Linked DNA regions of Mus musculus: all the other regions are linked to region 2. The links are chromatin loops, found by intact Hi-C in ENCODE. Cell type or tissue: heart. All regions are shown on one strand.

Evidence for each region. Hi-C counts contacts between places; a loop is a spot of excess contacts. Peaks named below come from ENCODE experiments on the same cell type or tissue, not always from the same donor. Only the 100,000 strongest peaks of a DNase experiment are listed, where the experiment ranks them.
Region 1: a loop joins it to region 2, with 6 times the contacts of the local background. A loop is called at or near these places in 36 of 42 quality-filtered maps.
Region 3: a loop joins it to region 2, with 2.0 times the contacts of the local background. A loop is called at or near these places in 8 of 42 quality-filtered maps.

Annotation. Positions count from the first base shown.
Region 1 is chr7:79,227,760-79,230,259 of GRCm38, reverse strand. No RefSeq gene overlaps it. Among named protein-coding and RNA genes, the nearest start is that of Gm39040, 19 kb to the left of the region's middle. In heart, a CTCF peak has its summit at 1,532 (motif pointing right); a DNase peak (open chromatin) is centred at 1,569.
Region 2 is chr7:79,139,724-79,142,223 of GRCm38, reverse strand. Mfge8 (milk fat globule-EGF factor 8 protein) reads left to right here. Exons shown (of 9, transcript NM_001045489.1): 6 at 435-579. Among named protein-coding and RNA genes, the nearest start is that of Mfge8, 8.1 kb to the left of the region's middle. In heart, no CTCF peak of the experiment used is centred here; a DNase peak (open chromatin) is centred at 1,173.
Region 3 is chr7:79,193,528-79,196,027 of GRCm38, reverse strand. No RefSeq gene overlaps it. Among named protein-coding and RNA genes, the nearest start is that of Mfge8, 46 kb to the right of the region's middle. In heart, no CTCF peak of the experiment used is centred here; a DNase peak (open chromatin) is centred at 1,347; H3K27ac peaks cover 909 bases.

The DNA.
Region 1 (2,500 bases), 88 kb before region 2:
ATTTATTATTATATGTAAGTACACTATAGCTTTCTTCAGACACACCAGAAGAAGGAGTCAGATCTCAGTACAGGTGGTTGTGAGCCACCATGTGGTTTCTGGGATTTGAACTCAGGACCTTTGGAAGAGCAGTCAGTGCTCTTAGCTGCTGAGCCATCTTGCCAGTCCAACATTTCTTTTTTCTTTATTGATTCTTTGAGGATTTCACATCATATACCCCAATCCCACTCATGTCCCAGGCCATCCACATCTGACCTCCAGCCTTGTAATTTTCCCTCAAAATTAAAATTAAAATAATATAAAACAAACCCATCTTGCCTATCCTCTGGCCATGACTTGCTTCTCTATAAATTGCAGCTATACCACACCAGTCACAGCGATTGATCTCCAGTTTCTCCACATACTTGTACCATTCTGCATCTCTGGTTTTCCCCACCTCTCCATCACACATGCATAGTTGTACTGGGGTCTGTGGTGTGTTACTCAGTGTATCCTTCTGTCAAAACAACTTTATTTGCAAATGTTCTTTGCAGTTGAGTCATTGGTCTGATTCAAGGCCCCTGGCTTCTGCCACACCATCAATACTGGATCCTCACCGGGACTCTTGGATATCTTGCAGTTGCTCAGAGTCATGGGGCTCCTACGGCTAAGACTCCCCTTTGTGATTTCCGGCAGATCATAGATTCGGATAATTCGAGTTCTTCCTGTCTCAGTCTCCTAAATGGTAGGATTACAGGCCTGTGCTACTAGGCACTGTGACATTCTTATACATGCTGTAGATGAGGGTACCAATTAGAGATTGACAGATCCTTCTGCCGGGAGGGAGTCGAACCTTACCCTAGGGATTTCAGTGAGTCCCAGAGTCTAGGACAGCAGATCTGGGACTTTTCCTAATGAATGGAGCACTGGACACTGAGCATGGATACAGTCAGAAGTGTCTAAAGCTACAGTCTCTTCAATATCAGAGCCAAGGTGGCCTGGCCTGGCTAGAGGAGCCCACACCAAAGGCCCTTGGAAGGTCTTGAAGCTTTTTATGAAGTCAGGCATACCGGCAAACACACACTCGCACACATACACGAACCCAACGGTGTTGTCACCACACTGCAAAGACAATATGTTTTATCTCTTTATGCAAAAACTCAAAACTAGTTTCTCAAGCTGTGTCTATTAACAGCACATCTGCTATCAGGAATGTCTTAGGAGAAAAGGGGGAGGGATGTGTGAAGGTAAGATATTCTCAATGCTGTAACTTCCCCAAAGGTCCTTCACATCAGGGAACAGAGTGGGGTCCAAAAAAAAGTCAGCAGCCCAGCTTGCAGCCCTTGGTAAACCTCCAATGAAAGTCAGCGGTTCCCAATAATAAAATCCCCAGCTCCCAGATTAAATCTGGGCCAAGTAAATAAATCAGCCTCTCCGGTGTGCATCTCAGCATCAGCAGTTTGGCAAAGACAGGATGGGTCCTCGGCCCAACCCAGGCTGGTTGGTACCTACAGTTAAGGGGTACCAGGTGAGGTCAAAGAGCCTGGGTGTAGCTGACCACTAGAGGGCGCCGGGGAGCAGGAAATCTCATGGTTGGGTGAGCGCCACACATTGTATCCCTCTTTAAAGATACCTAGGCAAGTGGCCAATGCTGTATAAATGGGAACCAAAGTGCATCACCCTGCGTGGTATCCCTGACTTCCGCTTCTGGGAAAAGCCAGGGAAGTCCAAGGGACTGTGGCAGTCCAAGGGACACGCATTTTCATAACTGTTCCAAATTGGACGGCTGTCCTGGCTGGTTCTCCAGCCACTGAGATAGATCCCTATTCTTCTGAACTGAGGAAGGGTCTCCGGAAAATGAGGATATTAAGTGAAGGCAGGAAAGGAGAAAAAGACAGCCATTTCTTTGCTTCTTTAAAATAATCAACCTGTGTGTGTTGTATTATTTCACAAGGTTTGCATGTTGTGGAGTAGTGGCTAAACCAGGCTGGTAACTGAGCATGGTACCCTACATCTTTGTCTTAGGAACTCTCAAAATCTCTTGGCAATTTCCAAGTGTAAGATGGATTTTCTTTTTCTTTTTTCTTTTTGAGACAGGGTTTCTCTGTGTAGCCCTGGCTGTCCTGGAACTCACTTTGTAGACCAGACTGGCCTCGAACTCAGAAATCCGATATTCCAAAGAGACAAATTTGTCTCTCAATCAGACCCAACGACCGTCAAAGAAATGACATTTCCCTGGGAATCTCATGGTGAGAAGGAAAAGGGGACTTGTCTCCTGTAAAGAGTCTTACAAGTTGCAAACAATGACCAATCAATGGAGTGGGGGCGGGGTGGGGGGAGTTCGGGGAATCACACTTTAACCTGGACTGCTGTGTATGTCTGCTCTCTATTTAAATTTTTACCACACTTTAGGACCCCAAAGATGGACTGGGGGGATGGGGACATTGCAAATTCCTTTGTCCCTCTTCTCAATGTGGCCTCATTAAATAAATCTGCTTTCCATTATTAACTTGGCTATTTT
Region 2 (2,500 bases):
TAGAGGCTCAGAGTAGTAGTGCCCTGCCCTGGAAGCGGTGGTGGTTGTGGTAGATTTGGGCTCCATTCTGAACATTTCAGGGCTACAGTGTACAGTTGTGAAGGTGTAATTAACAAAGTGGGCACCGTTTACAGCACAGATACCACACAGTTCTGTACTGCTGTTTTCATAAAGTCTTTGGAGGATGTACACAGAGAGAGGCCCTCTAGAGAGCCCCACGTGAGCTGGAGTTTATGCCCAGGCCCTGCGATGACCAAGAAGAAGGTGACAGGGACACTGTTCTGATGGTGGTGGTGGACAGTCAAAGCCAGGGCTGCAGGCTCAGTCTATGTGGGCTCGGTGGAGGCTGTTCTTCCACCCACTGATGGCCTCTCAGGCACGAAGGGGAAGAGGCAAACGCGCTTCCTCCTCCAGCCCTCCCCCTTCTCTTCTAGGAGTTTTTGGGTAACCTGGACAACAACAGCCTGAAGGTTAACATGTTCAACCCGACTCTGGAGGCACAGTACATAAAGCTGTACCCTGTTTCGTGCCACCGCGGCTGCACCCTCCGCTTCGAGCTCCTGGGCTGTGAGTTGCACGGTGAGTCCGAGATGAAGCTTCCTCTGATGTTGTGAGCTGCTCAGGGGCTACCGTGGAGACTGACCCCTTGCGTCCCGCCTGGGAGTTCCAGTTATGTGCTGTCTGCCATGCCAGTCCATTGCTCTGGGCATTTTGGATGGTCATTTCACATCTCAGTATTTCTGCTTATTTTGGTTCCTGGTGCTTCTAGAATAGGCAGTGAATTCTACCACTGCAGGGGGATTGTCTGTTTTCTTTGTTGCTGTGTTCCCAGGGCCTCAAACACGTGGGTGCTTAGTAAATCTTTGATGAGGGATGAATGAATGAATGGATGGAAGGACACCTGGCTGCATTATTCATCCGAGATACCCAGCCGGGAGGTGCAAGCATAGAGCTTTCCCTGCGTCTGCCACCTGCGTTGTGTCAGCATGCAGGTGCTTCTAGGACTATCGAGCTTGGAGTTTGGTGCTTCTACAGACAGGGGGACTAGAAAGGGACAGATTTGCTGCTGAACCAGGGAGATTACTCTCTGAAGTGGACCTTCTGACCAATCCTGCCATCTAGTTAAAGCCCCACTGTCTCTTTTGAGGCTGGTTTCTCTTTGCAGCCATGGCGCCACCTGCTGGCCACATGGGGTAACTACAGGGCTGGCTCTGCTGGACTGGAGAGCTCGCCCCAGACCCGCTGGAAGCCAGAATACTTGGAATAGTCGGTTGTGCCTTCTTTCCCTTCAATGGCACTGTTTCCTGTTTCTGCATTTTAGATACCACCTAGAGCTGAGTTTTGGGTCTCACTGTTTTTTTCCCCCCTTAAGTGCTAGCGACTCAGGGGTTTGTGAATACTAGCCATAGGTGCCACTACTGAGCCACACCCAAGCCCCGGTCTATTTTGTTTTGTTTTGGTTTTGAGATAGGATCGCTCTACATAGCCCTGGCTGTCCTGAGATTCACTGTGTAGACTAGGCTGTCCTTGTGCCTTTGTCTCCCGAGTGCTGGGATTAAAGGCATATGTCATCAAGCCTACTCCCTTCCCTTTTAAAAGTATAGAGTTAAGCCAGTAAGAAGTCAAACTTGGCCCTTGTGCTCAAGAAGCCAATTGAAACAACTAAATTAATGGTCAAACGTGGGAATATGGACATATAAGGGAAGATGGACACAGATCCAGTAGTCTCTTCAAGTCCATCTTTGGGGTCCTGAACTGTGTTGAAAGTTTAAGTAGAGGGCCAGGGACACGCATGTCTAAGCAGTCCTGAGTTGTTGTCCCGCCCACTGCTGACTCATCATTGCCTGGGCTTCTGTCTCATCCTGGTCTGGCAAGTTGTTAGAATGTATAAAACCTTCAGGGAGGCAGGTTCCCCCTTCTCCAGGCACGGGATTCCTGGGTATATTTGCATCTGTTGGCAGCCATTGTTTCAGTAGTCTGATAATCAGAGAGAGAGACACACAAGTATCTTTTAGAATATTGATTTTTGCCAGGAAGGTTATCCTGCTCCCAGGGCCATTGCCTTTTGCTTCATGTGACTCCTTATCTGGCAAAGGACAGAACTCAGTCTGGTTTGGCCACTGCTCCCTGGGGTCACCCAGCCTTCACTGCTGGCTTGAGGCCTCTGGTTCTCTTAAGTTGCCAGGATAGTGTAGTCCTGAGTGATTTAAATCTTGGGGTGGGGCAATCTGAGAGTCATAACAGAGAATGAAGAGCTGTGCCCTCTGCCTCCTTCCCACCTTTCTCTGTAATCCAGGCTGTTAGCTGGAGAGTGATGATGCAAATGTGTGTGTGTGTGTGTCTGTGTGTGTGTGTCTGTGTGTCTGTGCACTGTACATGTGAGTGGGTGAGGCCCAGGTGTCCTGGGAGTTCACAAGGCTTCCCAGACCAGGGTTGTTATTTTTAGCAGACAGTGTCTTGGGTAAATTAACTGTTTAATTTAGACAGTTACTAAGTTTCC
Region 3 (2,500 bases), 54 kb before region 2:
AAGACTTGATGCTTAAGGTCATGGGCACAGTGTTTTTAAAGGTTGAAAAAAAAAAAAAACCAACCCAACCCAACCCAACCCAACCCAAAACAACCACCACTACCACCACCACCACCACCACCACCACCACCACCACCACCACCACCACCACCACCACCACCATGCAGAACACAACTGTATCAATCCTAGTTGAGGGTGAGAGTAACCTTGCTACATCTTTCAGACATAACACAACAATTTTCATTTGTGCCCTTAACAGTTGTTTATGCTTGATTTGTACAAACACTACTTACATCTGGACCATGGTCAGGGTCATGGAAAACCCCAAATTTGTTGCCAAAAGTAGAAGTGGTTATTGAGGGGGTTAGAGAGATGAGAAATATCTAAACTGACACAAAATGGAGTCAGGACAAGATGGTGTCACCATAGGCACTTTAATATTACAGATAGGGAAATCGAAGTTGATTTGAACTTGGTCTGGTCTGTGCTTAGTTAGGACTGGCCCTTCCCCTGTTCACTGGCTGTGACCCCTTGCTCATTGTGGAGGACATCCAAATAGAGACAATTTATGCACACACCTGCAAATATATATATAAATGACACCCCCTCCTGGAATGGGGGGGTCACCCTGTATTCTGCACCTGGCCTTTTTTTGCTGCCTTCCACCATTTTTTTAAAAGCTGGTGGTGAATGCAAGTTTTTCCGAATGCAAAACTGGTACCCTGCTCTCCCAAGGGGGCAAGCCCCTGGCCTGGACCCATCTATGCATCCTTTCAGGGCCTCTCATCAATGAGCCCTGAGCGGCTCTTTCTGCAACTCCTCTCTGGCCAAGAGAGCTGGGAAAGAACCAGCCAATGGCCGGGCCTGGCAGAGGGTTCGAGAATCTAAAGAGAAAAGGGTTTTGTTCTCCATCCCCCTCCAAGACTGGCAGGAGTTGGCCTGCTGGGCAGCTCCTGCCTTTCTCTCCCCTCTCTCCAACAGCACAAATACTTTCTCTTCCTGCCAAGGCCTGATGGCAGCCTGGCGGGGCCTGTGGTGGTCCCCCAAGGGCCCGGCTCCCACGCCTCACCTCCTTTTGATGGGCAGCTGTGGCAGTCCCTGCCAAGGTCTCAAGACCTGGCCTCCCTAGCAGTATACATCTGCTCCCAAGCCCGGTTGTCATTGCTGCCCTGGGAGGAACGCTCAGTGCCCATGCTCTGCGCCAGCCGCCCTGCTGCAAATTGGCTCCAAGGCCTGGAGGCAGCACAAGTGCTGGCTGGCCAGCTAACGAGCAAGTGTCATTGGTGGCTAAATGTGTATTTATGCCCGATCCACTACAAAAAGCCTCATTTGTGGCTGTCACCCCACCACCCCCCTCAACAGTCCAGCTTCTTTCTTCAGAAACAGCTCTGTCCGAAAGCTCCAGCGGAGGCTGCAGGCAGCTTCCGGTACTGGGTGCTAGTCCAGGATCCCTGCCCAGGCTCTTGGCTGGGGAAGGAGCTGCCTCCCGCTATTAAGTGCTCCCGTGGGTGTTGCTCCTGTGGTGCCAGTGTCTCTAGCCAAGATCAATTCCTTCAGTTTTCGACCTGGAGGAGGTGGTCCTGGTCTCATTCTCCAGCTGTAAAATGGACACAGGGAGGGAATCTGATGAAGATGCAGGTGTCCATCTGAAGCCGGGGCAGGCTGCAGCCGAAACTTCACAGGAGAATTTTGCTTGCAAGAGGGAAGCTTGAGAGTGAAGTGTGTTTGTCTTTCTAGAGGCTGAGGCAGAGGTAGGAGATGCAGAACAGCCTGGGATACACAGTGAGTTCGAAGTCAGCCTGTGCTGTGAAGCAGGATTGGAAAACGGGAAATGAAGGGGTGGGGGAGGGACGGATGGGGAAAGAAAAGAGGCCTTTTCCTGCTGACTGAGAGTTACAAAATTTCAACACAATTGATAAAGCCACAATTGCCTAGGAGATAGGACCATTGTGGTTCTCTAGATTTCGAAAACAAAGATGCTAAAAATAACTGCGTAGGTTGGGAACAGGTTGAGTTTATGCTATTCCTCCCTTCATCTCTAAATAAAACAGTGCCCTGGTAAAACCATGTAACCATTCCACTTAAAGCAGGAAATTCTCTAAGATTAGGAAAACAACGAAACCAGTCATGTAGTTTTACTTAACTTTTATCTTAAACTTATTATTTTTTTCCCCAAGACAGGGTTTCTCTGTGTAGCCCTGGCTGTCTTGGAACTCACTCTGTAGACCAGGCTGGCCTCGAACTCAGAAATCCGCCTGCCTTTGCCTCCCAAATGCTGGGATTAAAGGCGTGCGCCATCACTGCCCGGCTCAGTCTGCTTTCTTAAACAATCAGGGCCACTCACGCAGGGGTGACACCCCCCATAATGAGTTGGGGTCTCAAACATCAATCATTGTTTAGGAAAAAGGCCCTATGGGCAATCTGGTGGGAGCATTTTTCTCAGCTGAGATTTGACCTCTTTCCAGATGACCCTAGTTCATGTCAAGTTGACATAAAACTT